2 separate regions of the Mus musculus genome follow, and region 2 is linked to region 1. A link is a contact called in ENCODE Hi-C or POLR2A ChIA-PET data. All regions are on one chromosome and are shown on one strand. The core of a region is the stretch at or near the end of the contact, and the rest is flanking DNA. Distances in the headings are between cores, read along the strand shown. Region 1 holds the start of Rbms1 (RNA binding motif, single stranded interacting protein 1). Region 2 has its middle 42 kb from the start of Rbms1.

The links. Hi-C counts contacts between places; a loop is a spot of excess contacts on that map. ChIA-PET counts read pairs that join two places held with the same protein, here RNA polymerase II (POLR2A).
Region 2: a map of heart shows a loop between it and region 1 (3-fold over the local background). The contact joins the enhancer-like site here to the promoter of Rbms1 in region 1. A Hi-C loop is called at or near these places in 1 of 37 maps with a recorded cell type or tissue (heart). POLR2A ChIA-PET finds 5 or more read pairs at or near these places in 3 of 5 experiments (all embryonic stem cell).

The regions. Positions count from the first base shown.
Region 1 is chr2:60,879,134-60,883,956 of GRCm38, reverse strand. It overlaps Rbms1 (RNA binding motif, single stranded interacting protein 1), which reads left to right and starts at 2,519. Exons shown (of 14, transcript NM_001141931.1): 1 at 2,519-2,839. The coding sequence starts at 2,771. LOC108168762 (a long non-coding RNA gene) reads left to right here. Exons shown (of 2, transcript XR_003953832.1): 2 at 1-991.
Region 2 is chr2:60,921,408-60,926,230 of GRCm38, reverse strand. It overlaps a transcript of Rbms1 not described here. Among named protein-coding and RNA genes, the nearest start is that of Rbms1, 42 kb to the right of the region's middle. Within about 2 kb of position 2,855, at least 1 of the 3 ENCODE cell types and tissues checked has a DNase peak (open chromatin) inside an H3K27ac peak, as active enhancers do; it is heart, where a contact is called at or near this core.

The DNA of each region.
Region 1 (4,823 bases), core at 1,270-3,769:
GAGTGGCTGCCCCTGGGTCAGATTCCCACAGCTTCACCTAAGGCTGAGGGTGGAGAAGGAGGTACACAGGACAAGGCTCCGCAGCACTGAATTTTCACCCGAATAGCTTGCAGGCTTTCTGGTCAGTTCCTTTAGTTTCTGATGTCTCTTTCAAAATCGACAACAATGAAAGTGGACTTTTCTAGACGGACCTCGCTAGACTCCATCCCTATAATTGCTCATGGATTATCTAGAATTGATTGTGTATGTTATATACAGAGTTTCATATTCCAGCTATTTCCCTTAAGTTTGAATTTTTGGGTTTCTGTGATCCTATTTTGAGGTTGGACTATTAATCTTTTCTTCTTTGTATAATGGCTTATAGATCTACTTCATATTTGGAGCTTTTGAACTCAAGTTTCCTTTTTTTTTAAGTACTACATGTCTATGTTTTTTCTTTTTAAGCAGTTCATGTGAAACTATAAACAGCATGCTAATTCTTAGATTCATTTTAAGTCTTAAGGTCAGTTCTCTTAATACCTCTCAGTATTATTTGCACATTCTACTAGTATCAGATTTATTTTGCCATCTCTTTAAATTTTATCATTTAACATTTTCTTATCTCTAGAGAACTATTAGACATCCAATCGAGTGCTAGCATTTTGGAATAGCACAGTATCCAATGGGTCATGACCCAGCAAGTACATCATGACTTGAGAGAAAAGCCATAAAAAAATTTAATGCTGTTCTTCTGTGGTTTCAATTGTGGTTTCCTAAGAGACCAGTCAGGACAACTGAGGTTGTACACTGGCTTTTTCTGTAGATGACTGGTGGGACTTGTGGTAATAGTGCAGAGGGTAGGATGAAGTAGGGTGTGTCTCGAGTCCTCAGGAAAAGGCATCTTCGACTTGAACAGTTGGAACTAAAACTGTCCACTTTGCATTTGTGCTGGCTCATAGTGAGGAAAGACAACAGGTCACAGCAAAAAAAAAAAAAAAAAAAAAAAAAAAAACCAAAAAAAAAAACAAAACCAATGCATGGAGTAGTAGTAGAAAAACAGTTCTGGGGTCCCCACTAGCTCACAGCCTGGCTGTGCTGTAATCTTTAAACACTTTCAAGGGCAGATATCCTGTGAATTTTAAGGTTTTACTTGCCCAGTATGCACCGAATACCCTAGCCTTTGCTGTTTTTTTTTTTTTTTTAAGTGAAAAGAATTAGGATTATGTGTGTGTTGTGGGTGTGTCTGCTTTCAATAGGCAAGACTTATTATTTCTTGTTACTTTTGCTGGAACTCTGGGGACTTTGGAAGCAGCTGACTAAGTCACCAGCAGGATTTCTGGGAAGTATAATTTTCAACTTTGTTTTCAGAAAAGTCTCTGAATGGCTACACTTTGGCTAGAAAGTTGACGTTCATAGCATCTCTGTGACAGCCAGAGTTTGAGTTCCTTCTCTTGTTAAGACAAGCTGGGATTTTTCATTGTTGTAGCAGATGGGCCTTTCCAGGAAGATGTTAGAAGCCAGGGAAGACCTATGTATGTGTACTGTGGCTGTAATCCCAGAATTCAGGAATACTTGTCAGGGACCCCGTCGCCAATTTAAAGATGGCAACCAGCCCTGGTAACCCTATCCAGAAATGGCTTGCTTGACCACCCTCTTCTGAGGCCTCCACATCAACATGTGTTCAAAGCCTGCTAGCTACATCCAGAGAGGTGACTGCAAAAGGAGCGGCAAGAGAAGCAGTTTTTATTTTTTTTTCCACTTGAGAACAAAGGAAATTACTCCTGTCTTTGTCCCTTTCTTGCCGTCTTTTTAATAACTAGGTTGAATTCCTGTATCTTCTGTCTTTTCCAGGAAGGACAGGTCTCCCCTTTGGATGGCTTATAAGGTTTTCATTGCTTTTTTGATAATGTTGTCTTGAAGGAAAACTCTTCCTCTGTGGCACAAGAATGAAATTGAAAACTTTCCCGGGTGTATTTGGGTGAGGGACTGGAAAGGAAAACACAAAAACAAAACAAAACAAAACAAAAAAAACCCACCCGTTTGCTCTACAAAAATGTAGCATGCTTATAACTGGGGGGCTGAGAAGTGTCCTGGGAGGTAGATCTGGACAGGGAAGTGAGAGTAATTATCCGCGCCTTTTCGGGACCAGGGGCTGCTGTGAAAGATGAAAGAAAAGGCGGGCCATTGGCTTCCTATCCAGGTGTTCCAGCGGTTCCCGAAGCGATGCCCTTAAAAGGGGCAGCCAAGTGGGGTGCGAAGCCACGGCGACGCCTGGCCCAAGGGCCTGGGGTGGCTGCTCCCAGGAATGTGAGGCATGCGGGGCGCCAGAGCCAACCATTGCGCGGGATGGGGGCGCCGCGCAGCCCGGGTTGCCGCCCCAGCCCGGGAGGCCGAGCGCGGGGGCCGAGGCCGGGGGAGCGGGCGCGGCCGGGCGGCCGGGCGGGCGGGAGGCGCGGGAGGGCTGGGCGCGGCACTAGGCGGTGCGCGGCTGCTTCCCCGCCCCCGGCCGGCGCGCTCTCGGGGCGGTGGTTGAGGCGGCGGGAGGTGGGGACGCGGCGGCGCTGCTCGTCCGCTGCCGCCGGCACCGCGCGCGAACTCCGGTCCATGGCACGCAGGGCGGCGGCCCCCGGAGCTGCTCGAGAGTCGCCGGCCGCGCGCGTCGCGCCGCACTTTTAGGGCGGGAGCCGCGAGCCAGTCCCCGGCCGCATCCTCCCTCCGCCTGCCCGGACAGGCGAGAGAGGGAGTTCCCGGAGCGCCGCGGCCCCGGTTGCCTCAGCTCCCCGCGCCCGAGATGATCTTCCCCAGCGGCAGCGGCCACCCCGGCGCTGCCGGCGGCTGCAGGACGCCCTACCGCAAGCAGGTGAGGCTGCCGCGCTCCCCAGGCCTGCGCCGAGCGCGCGGGGCGGTGACCCGGTTTCGGAAGGAGGCGGCGGGCGGAGAGATGCCCGGGGGGACCGGGACGGGGACTGGCGGAGAGGTGGGACGGGCAGGCGCGCGGCCAAGGGCTCCGGCGGCCCGCAACAAGTTTGGGGGTTTCCTGGAGACCTTTGTGTACAGAGGAACTGGGGATACGTCGGGGCAGTGCTTTGCATTGCACTAGGGGACCTCCAAGAAACCTGTCTGATTCATGGGGAACCCGGAAGACGTGTGTGTGTGTGTGTGTGTGTGTGTGTGTGTGTGTGTGTGTGTTCGCGCGCGCCACCCTTCTTATTTTAAAAAAAAAAAAAAAAAGACAAAAAAGAAAAGAAAAACAGGAACTTCTGTCACTTTCTCAAGGTTTTCAGAAACACAGGGAAATCCTGTGATAGAGATACTGGGATAAGCCTGAGTCATACACACGCCTTTTCCTATTCTAATTTTGTTTCATACATTTTCTAACAGATTGAACTCCAAAGGCACTTGAAAGGTTACATCCGAATCCCCTGCCTGGAAAAGGAGTGGAACTGGCAGGTTTTAGTTTCGGTCTTTTGTTTTTAACATCTTTGTTTTTGAAAGAAGGTTACTGAAGCCATGTTGTGATAAAAACCCCACAGCCTCTCAGCAGCAGCAATAACAACAACAAAAACCCTAGCTCTAAATTATGTTAAAAATGTGCAGGTCTGCTCAGAAAAGGTTAAACTCGTTTAGAGGTCAGTGACAGAATGCTTGTTGAAAAAGAAAAGGCAGCATTGCAGATCTTTTCCCTTCGTAATAAATCTCTAGTCTACACCCTCAGCCACAGAGACAGATCAATTAAGTTATCCCAGTAATGATAGCAGCAAAATGCACCCTTCCACGTAAACTGTGGTTCCATTAAGATCCAGATGTGTGGCACTGGAGCCTGCTGAGTTCTTTGTGGCGGTTTGCAGGATTATTGTTCCGGCTGTCCAGCATCAGCCCATCTGAAATGCTTCCTCGGGGTCACAAAGTACTATTTTCTATTTTACTTTCTTTGCCTCTTTTGTTTGTTAAAATTCCCCTTTAAAAGAAGTAAATAAATGTCCCTGGGTTTCAGTGCCCACGATGTCCAAGCCACAGCCTTTCTCCTGGATTAAGAAGTCCAATCTTTGGGTTACAAGTTTAAAATCTTTACTGACGACTTGGCTGAGATAGATATGCACAAGGTCAGGATTCACGGACGGGTATCTCGAAAACTCACTTCATGTGGCTTTATTTAAAATAAGTGCCCTCAGATGCTGTGTGCCAGCGTCAACTTCAGAAGTGAGGCCAATTTACACTAAAGTATTCTCCCAAGCCCTCCTCCCCCCACCCACCTCTCTCTACCTGAAAAGATGGCTAATTATGTTAGGGCCTTGTGTATTCATTTATTTGTTGTCAAAACCCAGCAGGGTGTTAGCTCTGAAATGGGAAAAGGCTCAGAGGGTGAGGCCTTTTGCTGAGAGAGGCTGGAGGTTTGGTTGTGGAGGGGGGCACAGCCTGCTGGCTGGAGCATGCTGATAAGATGCTCTTTTCACAAGCCTCTCCTTAGACTCAAAGACTAAAAGGGCTGACTGAATCAGAAAAACAAACAGACTTTCTTTTTTCTATAGGCAAAGAAAGAAATGAATGTGTAGGCATTATACAGACACAAGACCCTGGGTACCAGTGGTATTTGAGTCAAAGGTTTCTTTTGTTAGTATTTTGCCATTCACTGAAAAAGCACACTTGGAGCGCAGGGACCTGGTTACCGTGAGTGACTTCATGATCTCATCCTGGCTTAGCCTGAATGGGAAATCTAATTAATACTTCTTATAAGATGCTGTGATGCAAAGCTTTGCGCCTTTCAGTTCATAAATGCTTTCTTCAGTTTGCCGACAGAATTGGCAATTTTCAGGCATATAATGCAGTTTGATTTTCATCTAGAA
Region 2 (4,823 bases), core at 1,606-4,105, 42 kb before region 1:
GCTATGTTAAATGTAAGAACATTTGAATGAGATGTGTTTTAATGTATTATGACCTTTGAAATAAACAGACAGGGTTCTGAGTCCTGTTTAGTTTGGGGTGGTGATACAGGGTGTGGTCTTGTGCATGCTTGGAGAGTGCTCTGTCACTGACCTGTATCTTTGGCCCTCTGAATAGGTTTTCAAAAAGATTGATAACTTTAATGGTTATTGGGAATAAATTCAGATTTGCATTAGTCACTATCTAGACTTTTTCTGCCTAACATCTACTTAGTTTTCCTTCTCTAACATCTAGGAACTACTTCATATTATGAATTCATTAGGAGGAACTTGGACAGCCAGGCCATAGGGAAGACAAAACGGGATTTTTTGAGTGAGATTATCATAAAAACTTTTGTATAACAATATGGGGAAAGTCAATGTTAGCAATATACTTGGGTTTAGAGAAACATATTTTTTGTTTGTTTACTCCTGTGCAGTAACATTCCTTGTAAGAGTTAAGCTGTGCCCAAGAATCCAGGTAACCATCAAGGGGGTCACTTGACATGTGGCTGCTACCAGTTCAGACATAGGCTGAACTCTCCATCTGGCCATGGGTGCTGTCCTTCTAGAGTATATTCTGGCTATTTCTTGGAGCCATTACTACAGCAATAGAAGGTTGTCTTGTTTCTTGCCACAAACCCATGTGGCAGGAAGCAGAAGGACAGAAAGACCATGTTCAAATCCCAGCTGCTTTGTTGCCTGTCATGAGGATCTGAGTTTCTTTTCCTTTTGTTTTTGTGATGGAGATCAAATCCACAGCTTCTTATGTGCCCAATATGTCCTGGGCTACACTCCCCACCAGTACATACGAGCCTCCATTTACTCTGCTGTGAAACAGTAATGCTGTCAGTTCGCTGAATACTAAGTTGTACAAGACCCTTAGCTCCCGTAAGCTGAGGTTTGCTGGATGGGAGTGTGTGAGTGTTGGATCCTCATGGCAACCAGGGAAAGCTGAGCGCCAGCAGTGTAAACAACCAAGGCAGACAAGCCAGGAACAACAAACTCAGAGAGCATTCTGCTTCAGTGGAGGATAAGAAGAAGACAGACCTGTTGATCTTAGCACATCCTGACCGGACACATTTCAACTATGCTAAGTCTGTGGTGAGTTCTTCTGAAGCTAACATGTTCAGGAAAAATGGGAAACCTAAAATATGACTTACGAACCCTTTCCTTTAAAGGATTAAGATAGCCATTCATGTCAGCCGTAATTTAAGTCCCCATTATCTAGATTAAAAGAACAGAGAAGTGTATATGGAATTCATTTGCACAGGCTGCGGATGGATGAAGCTGACCTCACGTTCACAGGCTTCCAGATCCTACATTTAACACAAGTTTCCTTATCATTGAAACAGAAATAGCCTTATTCCCCACTGTAGAGTTCGTAAGAAGTTTAAATCAGATGAACCATGGAAGGCATTAAATACAGGGCCAAAGCAGCATGTGTTAGGTATTTTCGCTTTAATCTTGGCAGTGGTATTATTCAAGATGTAACTAGTATTCCCCCCTCACTTTTTTTTGTTTTGGTTTTTGGTTTTTTTTTTTTTTTTTTAGTTTCCCCTCTGTTTACTTTCCTCTAAGGTGTATGTTCCTTACTCTCTTCTTTGGTTTTTCATTTTTCTTCTGTTGATGTTTTCCAAACATTGTTTTTGGTGTTTTTTGTTTGTTTGTTTATTAACACAGCCTGTAATTGTTGCTTATAAGACAAGTGGAAAAGAAGTTTGCATGGCATTGCATGCTCTGGCCCTGAGTTTTTCTCTACTGTCCTTGCTGGGCTGTTCATTGGATACTGTGCTGTCCTCTCAGCGCTTAGTTCCTTCCCTAGTCCTAGCTAGAACTCATGAGTAACTCCTTGGCATTCAGAGTCCCACACACTGAAGTGTGAACGGATGCCCCGCCCCCTGCCTGCCCCCTCCACCCCACCCCCCCCCTTTCTTTTTCTTTCTTTTTTTTTTTTTTCTTCTTGCCTTTTCTGGCTGCACCATGTTTATTGGCTTCAGAAAATGTCACAAGAACATCCTAGCTATGATACTGCATTTTTATCTCTCTTTTTTTGTGTGTGTGACATGACTATAAGTTGAGTGGATTTGTTCTTGACAGAGAGAAGGCCTGTGACATTTCTAAACAAACAAAAATAGCAGCATTTGCTGTGTCGTGCCTGCTGCTCACAAAGCGTCCGCTCAGGTGGGAAAGGCTGAGTTTTCACTGAAGTTAAAATGAAAATTGTGAGTTTCAGCCAACATCAGACGACAGGCTTTATCTTGACAGGAAGCTTTAGAGATGTTGGTGCGATTAAAATACCAAGACGTGTTCAAGGTGGCCTTCTAGGAGCCTGGGTCTGCGCTGCATGCGCTATGCTTTTCAGAGAAACAAGGATATAGATGTGGTTTAACTTTAACCAGTGAGTGTGTTTGACTGACAGATGTCCAAATAACTAGTATTCTAAATGTATTGAAAAGTCAGAGAGCTTTGTCCACTTCACTGGCAGTCTGCCTAAATATTAATCTTTCAATTATGGATATATGTATATGTATATGTATATATATAACATGCCACACTATCACTAGGACCTGAGTTCAATCCCCTCAGAGTCCACATGAAAGGCTGGGTGTGTTAGAATGCTAGGGAGCCAGCAACAAAAGGCTCCCCTGAGGTTTTCCTGCCAGCCAGTTTAGGTGAGTTGGTGAGTTTCAAGTTCAGTGAGAGTCCCTGTCTCAGAAAATAGGATAGTGACACATGACATCAACATCTGGCTTCCACATGCATGCTACACTCGAGCATGTGCATACCTTCCCAAGTGAGCAAGCCAACTCCCTCCCCCCTCCACCAGGACCTTCCAGGATATTCTCCTCCCGCTTGAATGCACTTTCTCCTTCTCTTGCTGTGACTAATTTCTCTGTGTTCATTACTTCTCATTATTACAGTTGCTTCCTCAACACTGCCCCCCTTACCTCATTTCCTGTTCTTTTCCTCTCTAGCATTTACCATAGTTCATAACTGCGTTCGTGTGTGTAAACCCTTATATATAACAGTCAAGAAAAGAATAAACAACAAGAACAGCGCGTTGTCCTTGCACCTTTTTGATAGCTAACCTAAACAATCTACTTCTTACGAAACTTCCTCAAAGAAACCACTCTAGATACCCTGGCCTAGGTTTTGTTTGTTTTTTAAGGCAAGTTGTCCTTATGTATCCCAGAACTACCTCTACCTCCAAGTGCTGTGATTGAGCCAAGACTCTCAGCTTCCAGTCTAGTATTACCTCCATTGGAATAGCAACAACCCAGACAATTACGATTTATGAGTTAGATGTAACAACAAATAAAGGTTATGTAGACACAGATTCTGTCTTGATAGGACTCATAAGCCGAGATAAACATTTCTGGAGGGTTTCATGGTGAGTGTTGTCAGGAGAAGGTTCTGGAGTCTGTTTTGTGGAGAGGTGAACAGAGTGAGAGATGAGGCCGAAGCTCAGTGGGTTGAGAGGGAATAATTAAATTTTGCTGCATAATGAGGTTAGACGACTACTCTTGACATAAAAATGAACATGAGCCAAGACAGAGTGTATGGTATGTTTGGAAAACTGTGGGAAGTTCCGTGTGGCTGGAGTGGGTGTGAGGGTTTGCACAGAGAGTGACAGGAAATGACTTTGGAACAATAGACAGGCTTTGGTCCTGAGCCATCTGGACAGTTTCGCTAAGGATCCTGGGAGTGATGCTCTAGGCCGTGCTTGCTCTTTGTGCTCTGATCCTGCTACTGAGGGGATCCAAGTTGAGGAGACATGACCAGCTCTCTGTGAAGCCCTTTCTAAGAGAGCCTGTGGGATAGGGCAGTTAGGGGAGTGGACAGTGACAGATGCTCAGAAGAGAAGCGGTACCCTGGAAGACTTAGCTAGTTGCAGATGAACAAATGACGGAGCACTGCTGTTAAATATTTTCTTTTTGAAATTACCATGGTAATTTGCTTAGTGGAAAAAACTTGGAAAATGTAAAAAAAAAATTGTGAATAATGAGTACAAGAGATGTTCTTAGTGTAGTTAAGGTGAGAAGAAGGGCTTTTGAAAGATCCAGAGGATTTTTAAGGTTTATTCTCTTTTTATTTTCTTTTGAGATCTTAATTCTACCTACCTAGGACACCAGAAGCTTTGCATATATTTTGTATATAAAGTTCACACTTGCAGTATAATTTTGTCTCTGTCTTGAAGAGTTCTTTATGCTCCTCCCTCTACTCTTTTTTGCCACCCAGGTTTTAAAAAATATTTGTTTGCACCCAGGTTAATAATTTAAAGAATCACAGATATCATTGTAATTATAAAATAATTGCAAAGCTGGGCGTGATGGCGCACGCCTTTAATCCCAGCACTCGGGAGGCAGAGGCAGGTGGATTTCTGAGTTCGAGGCCAGCCTGGTCTACAAAATAAGTTCCAGGACAGCCAGGGCTACACAGAGAAACCCTGTCTTGGAAAATCAAAATAAATAAATAAAATAAAATAATTGCAGAAACATATATGGATCATTAATACAATTCTTGTCACTGTCATTCATGATTTTGTTTGTCATCTAATACTCACAAAAGTTCCACAGTGTTGGTACTGTTTCTCCATTCCATAGGTAAAGATACTCTAAAGTATTATAAAATTAAGTGGTTTGAGCAAAAAAACAAACAAACAAACAAAAATTTCTCGGGAAGCTGTGCTGCCCCCTCCCAAATTAAGAACCCCCGTAATGTCATTTTACAGTTCCTATTGTTTCCTGAGAAACTTTTTGCTTGTGAGGACTTGTTCATGACTA